Linked DNA regions of Homo sapiens: region 2 is linked to region 1. The links are chromatin loops, found by intact Hi-C in ENCODE. Cell type or tissue: mammary epithelial cell. All regions are shown on one strand.

What was found. Hi-C counts contacts between places; a loop is a spot of excess contacts. Peaks named below come from ENCODE experiments on the same cell type or tissue, not always from the same donor. Only the 100,000 strongest peaks of a DNase experiment are listed, where the experiment ranks them.
Region 2: a loop joins it to region 1, with 3 times the contacts of the local background. A loop is called at or near these places in 1 of 110 quality-filtered maps.

Annotation. Positions count from the first base shown.
Region 1 is chr7:70,594,502-70,602,501 of GRCh38, forward strand. All of the region lies in intron 5 of AUTS2 (activator of transcription and developmental regulator AUTS2), which reads left to right. LOC124901668 (a long non-coding RNA gene) reads right to left here and starts at 1,047. Exons shown (of 2, transcript XR_007060375.1): 1 at 621-1,047. RefSeq lists an enhancer at 1,584-2,085 and a silencer at 1,655-1,854. In mammary epithelial cell, no CTCF peak of the experiment used is centred here; DNase peaks (open chromatin) are centred at 4,700 and 5,550; H3K4me3 peaks cover 2,299 bases; H3K27ac peaks cover 1,238 bases.
Region 2 is chr7:70,320,958-70,328,957 of GRCh38, forward strand. The region is part of intron 4 of AUTS2 (activator of transcription and developmental regulator AUTS2); the gene reads left to right. Among named protein-coding and RNA genes, the nearest start is that of AUTS2, 730 kb to the left of the region's middle. In mammary epithelial cell, no CTCF peak of the experiment used is centred here; DNase peaks (open chromatin) are centred at 264, 664 and 4,974; H3K27ac peaks cover 207 bases.

The DNA.
Region 1 (8,000 bases):
AATGCTGAGTGCTGCGTATTCAAATTCCAAACACAAGGCAACTAGGATGGGAGCCCTTCTAGACTCTGTGTATTCAAGGACCAGGGAGAGGCTTAGCAGCTCTCAGCTCTCCTGGCACAGAGAGAGTTCTCTGAAGCTTGCTGTTTTTCTCTCTCCTACTTTGATAGTTTCCTCCATTTGTATGGGCGGAGGTTGCAAAGGCCAGAATAGACTCAGCGAGAGTGGGAGATGGGGGTGAGTGAGTGTGTTCACTTTTGATGAGGAGCAGATGTGACAAGCACTAAAATGGAGTGGGCAATAAGAATTATTACTAGCTGAGGCCGGGCACAGTCGCTCACACCTGTAATCCCAGCACTTTGGAAGGCCGAGGCGGGTGGATCACCTGAGGTCAGGAGTTCAAGACCAGCCTGACCAACATGGAGAAACCCTGCCTCTACTAAAAATACAAAATTAGTCGGGCGTGGTGGCACATGCCTGTAATCGCAGCTACTTGGGAAGCTAAGGCAGAAGAATTGCTTGAACCTGGGAGGCGGAGGCTGCAGTGAGCCGAGATTGCACCATTGCACTCCAGCCTGAACAAGAGTGAAACTGTCTCAAGAAAAAAAAAAAAGAATTATTACCAGCTGCTTTGTGGTCAGGATGTCCCAAGCTGGCACTGCAGCAACCGCTGTTAGGGGGCTTGGTGCCATTTGCAAGGATGTCATCCTCAGCCACTGGTTTCTAGGCAGCCCCTCCAGGAATTCCTCTTCCATGCACCTCCTTGGGCAGAGCGTTGAGGTGTGGTGGCTGAAATTCAGGAATTATTGTGGAAGCTTGAGTTTGCATGCCCACTCCGTTTCCTACTAACTAGCTCAGGGGCGGGGGAGTTTCTGAACTATGTTGGCATAGTTCAGAAACTTAATGTTTAAGTGTCTTAATGTATACGATGGAGATAATGCTCTCTGATTTACTGACCTCTCGGGTTGTGGGCTAGACACCAGAGTTTCAGAGTTCTCGGTGCACTGCTGTGTATTCCTGGGAATGCCCCTGAGGGTGGAGCTCTCTGTAAGGAAGGCAGCCCCAAGGGCAGGGCTGGTCTCTTTAGAAAGACTAGGAATGAGGACACCCGGCGTCCAGGCCTAGCTTTTCCACCCACTCACCTTCACAGCTCCTTCATCCTTTCTGCTTCAGTTCCCTCCTCTGTAACATGAAGTTGGAGTAGATACTTCATTCAGAGCATCTTCCGGCTGTAAATGGCTTGAGCCCATTGTCAACTGGAAGACAGAGTGTGACGTCTAAAAACCCAAACAGCAAAGAGCATCTCTTCCAAACCACCCAATCTGGAGAGGTGGGGCAGTTTTGTGGTTCCGGCACCGACACCGTCCCTTTCACACGGTACTGAGCCGCGGGCTGCTTCGGGGCGGCCCTCCCCGCCCCGTGCCTTGCCGGGATGGCAGAGCGGATCAGAAGCTGCGCGCGCTCTGCCTGCGCGCTTTGCCTGCGCGCTTTGCCGCCGCAACCCGCGCAGCAGCCAATCCGCTGGTGCACTGCAGGTGACCTCCCCCGGGCCCGGGAATAAATTGTCAAGTTTCCCCACCGTGGGTGTCTTTGCTAGCCGGCGAGTTGCAGTCTTCTGAGCTAATTAGGAGACGGTCATGAGGAGCGAGGCGGGCCGGGGCGCTCCGCGGGCCGGGGCGGGGCTGGGGCGGGCGGCGCGCAGCTCCTGGGCCGAGGCATCCGCGAGCCGCGGGTAGATCGCTCGCGTCTGATCGCCGCCCGGGAGCTCCCGCGGAGCCGGCTGCCAGGACTCGTTCCAGCTCCAGTGCGGGGCTGCCCGGGCGTCCAGAGGCGGCGGACGGCGTGCCGGCAAGTTTCCCCGGCACCTGCCAGTGCCCGCGAACCCACCTCGGAAGCCAGACCCGGGGAGGCAGAGGCAGAGGCCGGCTGGCTCCAGCCGTGGTACCGCACGGCTGCCACCCTCGGACTTCCGTCTTGAGTCTCCTGAGGCTGAGAAGCAGCAGATGCCGAACCTGCCCCCTGACGTGGACGTACACCTCAAGACCTAAAATGCGCCCTGCCTGGAGACTTTGAACTTAGTCTTCTGGAAATGCGGAGACCGCTTCGGGTGGTTTTGTTTTTGCATCCTCTTCGGCTAGGTTTGGCTTTGGGATTCTCTGGCTACCTGGATACGCCTTTCCTTTGTGGGCAAGTCTCCCGCGGATCGCAGCACCAGCAGCCAACCCTGGGGCACACCAGCCTTTAAAACCCCCGAGCCTGGAGACGCATGGAGCTAGAGAAGAGGACCCAACTCCTGACCACGTAAGGACTCTGATTCCACCTTTCCCGTGATGGAGAGAAATATAATTTCATGGCAGAATTTTCTTTAAGCACATTGTCTGATAGGATTGGCAATTACTAACCAGGAAAATGAGTAGCAATTAGGAGTTCAGTAATAAATGGAAGTCTATTGTCCTAATTGAGTGGAATTACTGACTGGTAATGGCAACACTGAATTCTTCAGTTTAATTAAGAGTTTATATAATTATAGTGCACTTTTTATTTCTTGGGGGAGCCATGGGGTAGGAATTAAATAACCAGTGTGATGGTTAAGAAACCCATTTAATGGGTAAGTAACCAATGAGTTGAAATGAATGTGAGTGCCTTGCTCAAGCAATGCAAACTTAGATGAATTCCTGATAAAGAGATGTAACAGCTTGGGCCAAGCAAGACTTTCAGCTGCTAATTCCTGTCTGATAAAAATCTGAACGGCTTAGAAATGATTGGGTAATCTCTAAAACTGGCACACTGAAACTGTTTTAGAGATACCAGAGCTCCCTCTCTCCTGCCGGGGTATTAACCCCGATTTGTGCTCTCTGTCGCTGTGTTTTCCACATTCTTCAAGAGTGAAACGAGTGGGTCATTTGAGAGTGCTTTTGCAGCCTGGGGTTTCTGTATGGAAAATCTTGTGATTGAGCTGTTGAGCTGTAAATGTTGATAGCTGAAGGGGATAGACAAGCTTCATCGAAGTTACTCAAATTCAAAGCAGAGTGAGTATGTAGGTGTGCAATTTGGGAACTAATCTGTAATTATAAAGATGTTATTTTCCTCTTTGGTGGTGTATTGTTTCCTTTACTATTATGTTCTCAAGAAATTGTTCCCCTTGTGGGAAGCAGTGAAATTGGAGAGAAATCCCTGCTCAGAGGATAATTACTTATATTTTTGGTGTAGGTTTCTGGGAATCCTTTTAACCCTACATTGGGATGCACATATTTATTTCCATAAGAAGCTCCAGCAGGTTTGGAAATCACTAGGTTTTGAATACACTGGTAGATAATTAGCACTTCAAGTAACAATATTTATGCCACTCTGTACCTTGACTTCTTTTTCTTGCTTACACGAGGTCTAGATTTTCAACAGGATGATCAGGGACTACCTTCTCTAGAGAGCTTGCATATTGCAAGTGGGTTCAGGGAGCACCATTATAGTTGCATTTCACTCCAGAAGAGACAGTGAGTGGCATGGAAGGGGCATTGCATCTTGAATACTGCATGCGTTTTAAAGTTTGCAGAGCTTATTCATAAATCCGCTTGGTTAATGAGAAAAAAGCAGGTATCGAAAGACGTTTGCTGTATGTGTGCCTCCCAGTCTCAGCCCTTCCAGGTGCTTTGCAGGTCCCTAAGTACAGAGTGTCACTGTCCAGAATTTTAAGGGCTTACCTACCCTGGTTTTTCCCCTCTCCCCTAGTCCTGTTTTGTCATTGCTACCATGAAAATCTAGCAAAAGTGTAGAAAGTTGTGTCCTTCCAGAACCACGGTTTCTCAGTGCAGGTTTACTGTATTGAGCGCCCACTCCTTTTCTGTTTGTATTCTGCCCAAGGCACAGCAGACATTCACTCCTTTTATTTCCCATGAAATTGTACAACAGGCAGAAGCTTGAAGATACAACACGGATGGAAATTTGAGCCTTGTAACGTTCAAAAATGACACAATTGCCAAGTTTCCTAACTTTTCCTAAGAGTTGATTAAAGATCACAACTTCATATCGCTCCTTTTTCCCTATGCATTTGCCGTCCATCACACACCTGACTGTGAGCTGTTGTAATAGCTAGATGAGGTTTAAAAAAAGAGGGAGTAGGGGCTCAAGGATTGCTGTCCTCTCAGAAATGTTGCCCAAGGCTACCCTAAGGCTCAGCCTACCCCCAGATTCTCTTTCTGACAAGTGGGTGTTTGGTAGGATGGTGTGAAAGTTTCCTTCTATGATAACATCTTTAAGATTTGTTTCCAAATTCCCTTTTTTTTCTTTTTGTAACCTGCTGAGAATATGAGTCTGTAACCTATGTATTTATCTGAAGTCAGCCTGAACAGATAGAAAAACTGAGTTACAAGGTATGGGACTCCCAGTAAATTAGGAACAGATGTGGGTCAAAAACAGATTTCCAAACTCTTTATCAAATGATCCCACTTGGAAACAAGACATGAACAGGCCTAACTACTCTTAAAATGCAAGGTTTGTCTGAGGGCAAACATGCTGGAAAAGATGGTGGCCACCACCCTGCCTCTACTTTTCTTTTCCTTTCATCTTTCTTCCCACCGTCTTTGGTTCCCTGCATAGGCTGTGTAGTGGGTATCAGTCAGCACTTGTCTGCTGGTTGCACAATGCAGATTACTCACTTCTGCCCAAGTAACTCCCTGAAGCCGTACTGTAACAATAGAGCATATAAAAAAGAAACTCAGGTTGATCTTGGCCCCTGTCCAAGGGGATTAGCTAGGGAGCACCTGAAAGGCCTGTGTTGAACACACTCACCTGTAACCCAGTTCCATGGCCTGGATCTCAAGGACAGGGTAATCTCAGTACCTTTTAATGACCTAGTAAATGTGGTATCTTTCTGTCTTTACACTCGACCTGATGGCTCATAGAGTCTCCTCATTATGGAGCTGGAGGAGTACTTTGAGGTCATCTAGGCCCTCACTACTCAAAGTGTGGACCATGGGTCAGCAGCATTGGTATCACCAAGGAGCCTGTTAGAAATGCTGAACCTCAGGTCCATCCCTGGATTTATAGAATCAGAATCTGCGACAGGTTCCCCAGATTTCTCATATGCATTATGACAGGTGGGGTTGTCCCATGATCCAACTCTGAGATGGAGTTTAGCCAGTGGCGTATTTATTAAGGAGTGCCCTTTGGATCAATACCTATGGGAAGGAGGAGGAAGGAACAGGAATAGGTAGGTAGAGCAAGAAGTCAAGCAGCAATACAGGCCCAGTGACAGTCATCACTCACAACACGGGAAGCTACACAGCTAGGTCAGCCTTCTAAGTTGTCTGTGGTGGGCAGGGATGGCCAGGCCTTTCAACTCACTGCAGACAGCACTCCCAGCAGTCAGCAGCAAGTCTGTCATTAGACAGGGATCTGGGTAGCTCATCACAGTGTCCACCACATGCACTGAAGTTGGGAGAAGCTCTATTCTGGGTCACTGGTTCTCAAAATGTGGCTGCATACCAACAGGACCTTCAGCACCCCGGGGACTCATTAGAGATGCACATTCCTGAGCCCCACCCACAGCTACTGAATCAGAAACTAGGGTGGGGCTCAGCAACCTGTGTTTTCACACGTTCTCCAAGTGAGTGCTGCATGCCCAAGTTTCAGAACCACTGCTCCAAGGCAGCCTTTTTTCTGTTTGTTTTGTTTTCTAATTGTTATTGAAATGATTCACAGTCCATCTTAATAATAAAATTCACCACTTTAAAGTGTACAATTCAGTAATTTTGTGGGGTTTTTAGGTTTTTTGTTTTGTTTTGTTTTGTTTTGTTTTTGAGACGAAGTCTTGCTCTGTTGCCCAGGCTGGAGTGCGGTGGTGCCATCTTGGCTTACTGCAACCTCTTATCTCCTGGGTCAAGGGATTCTCTCGCCTCAGCCTCCCGAGTAGCTGGGACTACAGGCGCCCGCCACCACTCCTGGCTAATTTTTGTATTTTTAGTAGAGACGGGGTTTTGCCATGTTGGCCAGACTGGTCTCAAACTCCTGACCTGAAGTGATCTGCCCACCTCAGCCTCCCAAAGTGCTGGGATTACAGGCACGGGCCACCGCGCCCGGCCCAATTCAGTAATTTTTAGTATATTTATAACCTGTTTAGTATATTTGCAACCCTCGCCTTTACTTCCAGAACATTTTCATTATCCCCAAAAGAGATCCCACACCCATTAGCAATCACTCTCTGCACCCCCTCCCAAAGTCTGGCAGCCACTCATCTGCTTTCTGTCACTGTGAATTTGCCTGTTCTTGATACTTTATTTAACTTGAGTAATGCAGTATGTGGCTTTTGTCTTGTTTCTTAACGTTTTGAGAGTCAGCCAAGCTGTAACATGTATCAGTACTCCATTTCCTTCATGGGACAAATCATATTCCATTATTTAGACAGTACCACATTTTGTTTCTTTATTCATCCATTGATGGTCATGGGTTCTTTCTACTGTTTGGTTATTGTGAATAATGCTGCTGTGAACATTGGTGTACAAGTTTCTGTATGGACATATTTCTTCAATTCTCTTGGGTCAATACCTAGGAGTTGCTCAGTCATATGTTAACTCTATGTTTCACTTTTTGAGGAACTCCCAGACTGTTTTCCAAAGTGACTGTACCATTTGACATTCTTACAAGCAGTTTATGAGAGTTCCAGTTTCTCCGTATTATCTCCAACACTTGTTAATATCTGTCCTTTTTATTATAGCCATTCTAGTGAATGTGAAGTGGTATCTCAGTGTAGTTTTAGTTTGCATTTCCCTAATGACTAATGATGTTGAACATAGTTTTCATGTTTTCATTGGCTATTTGTACATCTGCTATGGAGAAATGTCTATTCAGATCCTTCTTAGGGCAGCTCTTTTTGTTCCTTAAGGAATCCCTCAGTATGTCAGCTTTGTGTCCAGTCCTGTGCAGGTGTTTTAGGATTTATGAAACAAAGCCTACAACCTGTGGCCATTACCCACTGGAAAGTTCTAATCAGATGTGAAACTGTCTAAAAAGGGGAAAGGAGGACAGGAGAGCCCACTGTCGAGGGTTAGCATGAAGAGATTCACATTCTATTACAATTCGTGCTTCAGAAAGACACGGTGTGACTTGCTAGGATAGAGTGGTGTGTGTCAGGGATGTGGCGGCTGCAGACTGCTGGAGAAGACTGGGAATGTTGAGAGGAAGAGGAACAAGTAGAGAAGCGGGGACAGGAAGTTGTGGGCAGACCTTCTAGTATTCTTTTATGGGTTACACACACCTGTAAGAGGGGATCTCAGGAGCCCAAGATTTCTTTCAAGATCATGACCTTCACCAGCCTCAGCAAGGTGAAGCAGTTCACCTTTTTCTTCATTTGGGCAAAAATGACCTGCCTCCACCATTTCTCAGAGTGTTTGTAAAGACTGATTATAATACTCTAAACAAGTGCTTGAAGAGTGTGATTTATTCTACATTACAGGTGAGAAAAAAGTTTGTAGGTGTCCTTAAATAGTCTCTGATTCCCTATTAGCAGATCCTCATGGTGGCAGTGCCATGTCCATCCCAACCCCCCAGGGCAGGTGCCTCTCTCAAGATACCTGAGACTACCAGGCACATCCTCAGGGCTCCCAGGCAGCTTCTCTTTATGGTTGCAACACACCTTGAAAATGACATATTGGGGCAAAAGAATTTCAAAACAGCAAAACCTTTGCCATCATCCTCTCACATAGCTAGGGCCTCTGCACGTATGATAACAAGACAGCTACCTTAGACTTATGTCATGCCATCTAACTTACAAAGTGCTCTCTCAACCTTGCACCAGAGGAAACCAAAGCTCCAGGAAGTGACTTGGCTAATGTCACCGGTTGGACTGTAGCATGATCAGGACCTGACCCCTGGTACATTGACACCTGACCCAGTGTTTTCATCGGGCACTTTTACCTTACAGGTTGCTAAGGATTAATGATGGGATGTTTTGATTCTTAGTCTATAAGTGGATCCTCTCCCAGGAGGCTCCAGGTCTCCGGATGCCAGGC
Region 2 (8,000 bases), 270 kb before region 1:
GCTGAGTGACCACAGGCAGTAAACACCTTACAATAGCTGCTTTGATTTGTATCCTTGCTGGCGTATCTTAACAACATGACGACATTTACCAAATGAATGACTGCTTACCAAGCACCAGTCTAAGTGCTTCACCCATGTTATCATGTTTAATCTTCCCAATTTTGTGAGATAGGTAGTATTATTCCCATTTGAAAGGTTGGAAATCTGAGGAGTGAAGAGGTCACCCAGCTAGTAAAAGGTAGAGATGATGCAACAGACATACATGTCCATGCTTGTTTGACTGTAACACGTTTACTCTTAACCTCTAAGCAATGGTGCTTTCCTTAATATAGAATGTCCTTCGAAACATCCCAATGCCAAAATTCAGCATATTTTCATATTAGAATAGCTTTGCGTTAGGTCTCTTTTTCCCTGAACATTTCTTTTCTCTGTTTTGCAGAATCTTGTTGGCCTCCTTTAAATATCATTATAAATGTTGGCAGTGTTGTTTTAAATAATTGTGAACAGAAAGTAAGGAAGCATATGCACTCTGATCTTTTTAAAGCGATTTCATTATTGTAAAAAATTCTGGTTACAACTCACTAAATTGGTAGTTTGGAGCACCTTTGGGTGTACTCCCAGATACTCTCTACTCCCCTCTCCTCCCTCCCACAAAAAAACAGCATTTCTAACCACAGTGACTAAGTCATGCACTTCTAAGTTAGAAAATTTATAGATGGGGGAAAAATGTAGTTGACCAGATAAATATGCAGATAGTTGGGACATGTCTAAAGTGAAACACTGGTTTCCTGACACATATTCATTAAACATACAGTCATGTCACAAAAAGAGATTATGGTCAGGTGAATTTATTATTATATGTCCCTCCCGCCCCGAGAATAGTACCCTATAGTTTATGAAGCATGTTGATAATGAAGTTATCTGTTTCATATACTCTTTATGAAAATAATATTTTCCCAAGAAGCCTGAAAAACTTACTTGGTCAGTCCAAGTGAGAAAAAATTGAATTATTTTGTATTTAGCATTTTAATCCCCAAGTTAGAAGGGACATTTAACAACTGTACTAAATTCAAAAGGTTACTTAGAGACAGAATTCCTCTTTAGATCTAATATGATTGTCTGGTTTTAACAGTTTGGCTTTACAGGAAGACTTGGAAGACCAGCAAAACTGCCCTTTATTTGTATAAACTCTGCTTGCATTTGTGACTTTTTTTAAAGGGAAAAAATAAAATTCTTTATAGGCATAATTTTTATAAATTAAAATACATTATAGTATATTTATGTGGGTGAAGCTTAGGAAATTCTTTATAAAATGAACTGTATTTTGAATTGGTCAACTGCTACATTGTCCAAAAATGGGAATGGTGATTCTGTGGATGAAGTGGAAGAACAAGGCTATTCTTTACTGTCAAAAAGGGCCTTTATGCTATGGTTTAAAATCTTTCTGCAAAGCCCTTGGATGTTATACCACACATCCTGTAGCTCCTACATGCCAAACTCCCAGCTTTTTTTATGTGGAGCCCCAGGAAAAGGTGATCACTTACCTGTTAGCCTCATGCCTGGTGGTGATAAGAAAGATGGCTTTGGTGATACTAACTGAATGCCTACTAGAAGTCAAATGTGTTGTTGTTTCAATTTTATGGCCTCTCTGCTGGTGAGTATTTAAAATGAGAATCGAGCAAGTGAAAGTGTGTCATAGTTTTTTGTTTGTTTGTTTTTTAATTAAGAGGACCAAACCAAAGAAATAGGCCCATTTTGTTGAGAGAGGCAGTCCAACACAGTGGCTCAAAGTTCCAGAGCTTGCCTGCAAGCTCAGGCAGATGCTGGTACCAGGAATGCCCTGTACGGATACCAATTCATTCGTGGGAGATAGTACAGGGGCAGGTAATGCTGAATCCCAGCTCCACTTATGTCCAGAGCACAAGTGATGGCACAAAGCCCTAGCTCTCTTCATCCTTCCACTCTCAGCACTTTACATGTGTTGCCTTCCTCTGATTTGATTCCAAGCTCAGGCCCCAGATGGGGGCCTCCCAGCAACATGTCCCTCTCCCTTTCCTGGCTTAAACCAATTAGAGTGGGTTCTGAAACTGGAGCTGGAGTTTATCCCACAGAAATTGAAAGTACAGCAGGGATATTTCCCAAAGGAAAGTTAGGATACTATTTTACTAAGAAGATTGAGAGGAGGAGGTGACAAAAACAACAGATGTCTGTACATATGTGAGGGTGGAGCTGAAATTGCTTGGTTTCTACAGTTAGCATTCGCTCAAAACAGGCAGACCTAAGTTTGCAGGTGAGGCCAGTCCACAACCCAACTCAGAGGCTGAGACAAGCAAAGTAAGTGGAAAGGAGACGGATGGTAGAAAGAAATAATATCTATTGGGTGTCTGTTCTGTGCCAGGATCTTTATGTTTGTGGCCCAGTGTACGCCTTGTCACCCTCATGAAGTGGTATTGGAAGGTTTAAAGGGTTTGGAGATAAGGGTAAAGATAGATGTAGAGTCAGGGTCAGCCACTGTAGCCAAGAGCTTTGGGTAGTTCCAGGGCAAACTGAGGAAGCAGACCTCTTAGAGGGTAAAATGGGTTATGATTTTCTAAAGAGGAAATTCTTCTGTTTGACCTAGATGTGAACTGAATAATCACTTCTGTTGTTTGGAAAGCCATAAAGCCAGCCAACCATGCCACAATCCTGATCTCGCAACTCACATATCTTATTTTTCAACAAGGAAAATCCTTTCAAAGAGATAAATGTGAATTCTGTGTGCCATGTATATATTTGTACCACATTTAATTTCATTAGCTATAATATCATGTAGCTGTGCTTATTTAACTGCTTAGCCCAGATGGTAATGCCTTCTGAAGAAAAATGGCTACACAGTGTAATTGAACATGTCCTATTGACAGAGTTACAACAACCCATTTTCCCCATTAAATATAGGTGATTCAATAAAATGAACACAGAGTCTATTACTCTGCCACCATTTCTAGCTGAAAATGCAAGGAGGAAATGTTCTACAAGGTGAAGAAATGGCACAGTTATGTTGCATGCAGTGGGAGGACAGGCGTAAAGGCAGGCCTCCTCCTCCCGCCTTGGACAAAAGAGGAGCTATTTGTTGACACTCAGATTTGGTTGGGAACCAAGGGGAGAACCTTGGCGTCATCAGCTAAGACCTGTCTGAAAGTGATGATGATAGCAGATGTGAACATGAAAACTAGGCCGTACATTTTGGAAAATGATGTAAAAGGATTTGGCTTCTAAATGGAATCAAGTGGTAGAAACAGTTGTGTTGGCTCTCAGCAGATGAGGGTCTTGGGTCTTATGAATGTTGTCAATCACTAGTATAAAAATATTCTGGCCAAATTAGTATATGAGAACAACTATCTGATGAAGCTATCACTGCAAATATTTTTGTATTCATTGAAAAAAAATTGCCAAGGCAGAAGGATTGCTTGAGCCCAGGAGTTCAAGACCAGCCTGGGCAACATAGCAAGACCCTATCTCTACAAAAAATTTTAAAATTGACTGGGTGGGGTGATGGTGTGCATCTGTGGTCCCAACCACTCGGGAGGCTGAGGTGGGAGGATTGCTTGAGCCTAGCGGTTCAAGGCTACAGTAAACTGTGACCATACCACTGCACTCCAGCCTGGGCAACAGAGCAAGACCCTGTCTCAAAAAAAATAATAATTACAGGGTTGGCCTCCCTGATCCTGTATATATTGTCTATGAAATTGACAGGTTTGGTGTGGTCTAAGAAAGTAAGTCATACTCGACACTGAAACTTTCCTAGGAAGAGCACTAGAGATGATGTGAGAAGATGTTATTGAGGAAAAGTTTGGGAATGGCACCTTGCCATGTGGCGGGACTTATTGCAGTTGCTATGTGTATATTTTTTCTTAGTTTTCTTCATGTTTTATGAGTAAAGACTTACAGTCGTTCTCTGTCTTTGCTTATGGGGAAGTTGAGAATTTTAGAGTCAAAAAGACCCAAAAGCCCACTCTGGCTTACCCTCTCATTTTCCTGAAGAGGAAAGTGAGGCCCAGTGAAAACCCACACAACTCAGGAGAGATGAGCCAGGGTCCAATTGTCCCTTCTCTCATTACTGCATTTTGCCCTTATTCCAGTGCTAAGGGACTTTTGGGGATGAAAGGAGAGAAGTGGGAGGCTGGAAGGAGTGAGGTTTCTTGTCCTCACAGCTAGTCACCCAGAGAAGCTTAAGAAATCATTACAGGCATTGTGGCTCACACCTGTAATCCCAGCTCTTTGAGAGACTGAGGCGGGAGCATCGCTTGAGAACAGGAGTTTGAGGCTGCAGGGAGCTGTGATGGTACCACTTCACTCCAGCCGGAGTGACAGAGCAAGCCCCTGTCTCTCAAACAAATATAAAAATAAAACTGAAAAAAAGAAATTACTTAAAATATTTTTCTTATGTAAAGAAGTACAAAATTTGAAACCCACTCTCCTAAACAATAGGAATTCGTACGAAGAGTGATGGGCATATATTATGCCTCCCTCTTCTTCACTCCTGTCCAGTGTGTCCTAGATATGGGCGTCACAATGGCTAGTATATACCTAAATGAAATGACAAAAAGTGAAGCTGAACCTTGTCTTCTTATGGAGAATATATTCAGAAGGTAGAATAAAAAGATATTTTAGGGTGATTGAGTTTAAACAAGTAGAACCTGGTCACTCCAACCCCACCCCCGATCAGATTCTCAAAAATTAGACTTAGAAATCATAGTCCTGGATGTTAGTCACCCTTTCTGCAAGGGAATTGCTATCTGACCTTGCATATTGCATGTGGACAAGTTCAGAGCCATCAGATCCACCTGAGAAAGGAGGCAGGAAAAGAGGGCAAGCCTTATCAAGCTGCTGTGGGGATGAATCCAGTCCGGTGGAAGAAACTATCCCACCTCTGAGCCCTGCCAGCACAAGCCATCTGTCTGCATCTAACAACACCATGGGCCTCAGCTCTGAAGCCCCTCCCTTGGTGACTCAGCAATCAAACTGTTCATTTTGCACATGTTTTGTGTTTGATTCATTTAGTCACTGAGTCTTCAGTTTCTCTGCCTGCTTTTTGCCCTGCTGATGGGGACCAGCCTCCAGGTCAGCACAGCAGGTTGAGCCTAGAGAGGCAATCACAGTCCCAGGATGAACTTTTTTTTTTGTCCCTGAAAGGGGCCTTTCCAGGAGACTCCCCAGGGGCTGCTGATATGCTCTTCCAAGGCTTTCCTGATTGTCTGTCCACCCATACCCAAGGGGAACTGATGTTTCTATCCTCTCCCATAGGCCTTTTCTAGGCTTTTTACCCACTTCCAGCCTGTCTCCTAGGGGCCTGATTGGCCCTCTCCACTTCTCCCAAGGCAGCCTTTCTTCACTTGCCTCAGCCACCTAATCTCTGTCCCACCAGTTTTGGGGTTTTCCTTACTCCATGCGTTTACCTTTCCACACTTGCACATGCACACAGCACCGCATGAAAACTCCTAGGAATCTCTCCTTCAACATGGCTTAATAGTCCTTCTTACCTAATTTCCCAGTGACCTCTGACTCACAGTTACACAAAGGAAATGGACGTACACCTGGAGCCCAGCTGACTTGGGCTAAGGTTGGTCATGGCTCTAGGTTTGGTTTACCTTATTGGCTAGAAGACAGTAGAGGCCCAGGCACTGTGTGCTTTATGGATCGTCTTTCTAATTTACTTGAACCTGGGATCCATGGTCACTTCTAAGAGATCAAGTCTATTTTACTCTAAGTAGTTTCTTTGAGTAAGGTTGGACATTTATTTCCCTTGACATAAGGTAAACAAGTGTGCCTATGAGTGTGGCAACAATGAGGAGACATTGAATCCTCAAGTCACATTGGCATGCTTGTTGAGGCTTTTAAACGATCTCAGTATCACAGTTCTTGGTAATAACTGTAAAAACATAATCACAGGTGGCACTTGGCATGAAAGGTATGCTTGGTTCTTTTTTTTTTTTTTTTTTGTGACGGAATTTCGCTCTGTCGCCCAGGCTGGAGAGCAGTGGCATGATCTTGGCTCACTGCAACCTCCACCTTCTGGGTTCAAGTGATTCTCCTGCCTCAGCCTCCCAGGTAGCTGGGATTACAGGTGCCTGCCACTGCGCCTGGCTAATTTTTATATTTTTAGTAGAGACAGCATTTTGCCATGTTTGCCAGGCTGGTCTCAAACTCCTGACCTCAGGTGATCTGCCCGCCTTGGCATCCCAAAGTGCTGGGATTACAGGTGTAAGCCACCGCGCCCGGCCGCTCAGTTCTTACATAATGAGGGCATCCATGGATTTTTAAATGGAGGTCTTTATGTTTCCAGTTCCGTGTCTTCCCACCTTCAGAAAGCACTATTTTGCTGAATTTGTCTAAAGGGCAGTAGCTTCTAGAGTAACCCCAGGAGCAGGTCTTCTCAAAATGCCTATTTATCAGCCTTTGCATGAGTTTTGTGGGAGCTGGATAGAATGGAAAAAGAAATGAGGAATGTTCTTCAGATATGACATTGTACAGATCTATTCTTCCAAAGAAATTTGCCTTGAGAATAGTACTCCAGACATGGAAGGGGCTCTAGGTATTTAGGCTATGGCAGAAGGTAACTTGTAACATCTTTTCAGAATTTTTGCAACCTCTGATTCTTTATTTGACATTTTTCTTTCTTAATAAGATGCACAGCTAGTACAGCAGCATCCTGTAATCCATGGATTTGGATGTTCTGGGCGTAATCATCCCTCAAAATGCAATACAGGTGTGGTTAGTCTAAGCCATCTTCCTGCAAAAACTTTCTATTCCTCATCCCCTCCTTAGACTCCCTGTTTTTGTAATATGTTGTCAACTGAACCACATTTATCATAAAATTTATCATTTTCTTTGTATTTCTACTGAGATCTAGATAGTCATCAACATGGGACATCTTTCCAGCTTGAAGCAAAAATTCTTGGTACTTAGGTATCTCCTGTAGCCTTGGTAGAGGCATGTGTGGTTAGGCCTTTCTGAATATTGAAAAGAGCTCCCTTATCCCCCAGTTGGATCCATGGAACTCCTGGTCCCAACCACTGAATTCAGCACTGCCTTGTTTTTGCCTCAATACCACAATGATGGAGAGAAGCTCTACTTTAGGATTCTTATCTGACAAATTAGACAGCAGGACCCCTTCTACCTTCTAATATATTAGATTTAATAAAATAGGCATATACTCTCTACTCCAGAGAACCAAATGCCTTTCAGCTTGGGAAACTAAAATACAGGGGTGTTTGATTTGTGTGTGGTTTTGCTTGTTTGTTTTGAGACTGAGTCTAGGTTTGTCTCCCAGGCTGGAGTATGGTGGAATGATCATAGCTCACTGTAGCCTTGAACTCCCAGGCTCAAGCAGTCTTCCCACCTCAGCCTCCCTAGCAGCTGGGACTACAGATATGCAACACCACACCTGGTTTATTATTTTTTTTTTAATAGAGACAAGGTCTTGCTTTGTTGCCTAGGCTGGTCTTGAACCCCTGACCTCAAATGATCTTCCCACCTTTGTCTCCCAAAATGCTGAGAGTGCAGGTGTAAGCCGCCATGCCCAGCAGAGTGAGTTGTTTTTTAAGATCACACTGCAAGTTTATGTAAGAATCACTTGAATAACTTTTTGTTCCTGTTGGGTTAAGCTGGTGGGCTAGATGCTTGGAAGTTGTAGACCTTACTCTCAAGAAGTTTCTGTGCAAGAGAGCAAATAAGCAATAAGTAAAATTAACCACATTCAGCAGTAAAGAATGATTTTAAGCCAACAGTTTATGATGCAAGATTTAAGAGAATGGAAAAGAAGTTATTTCTTTTAAAAAAATCGTTTGAGATGAAATTCACGTAATATAAAATTAACAATTTTAAAGTGAACAGTTCAGTAGGATTTAGTATATCCACAGTGTTTTACAACCACTGCTTCTATCTTGTTCCCAAATATTTTCATCACTCCAGAGTAAAACCCCTTACCCATTAAGTAGTCTGTACCTATCCCTTCCTCCCCA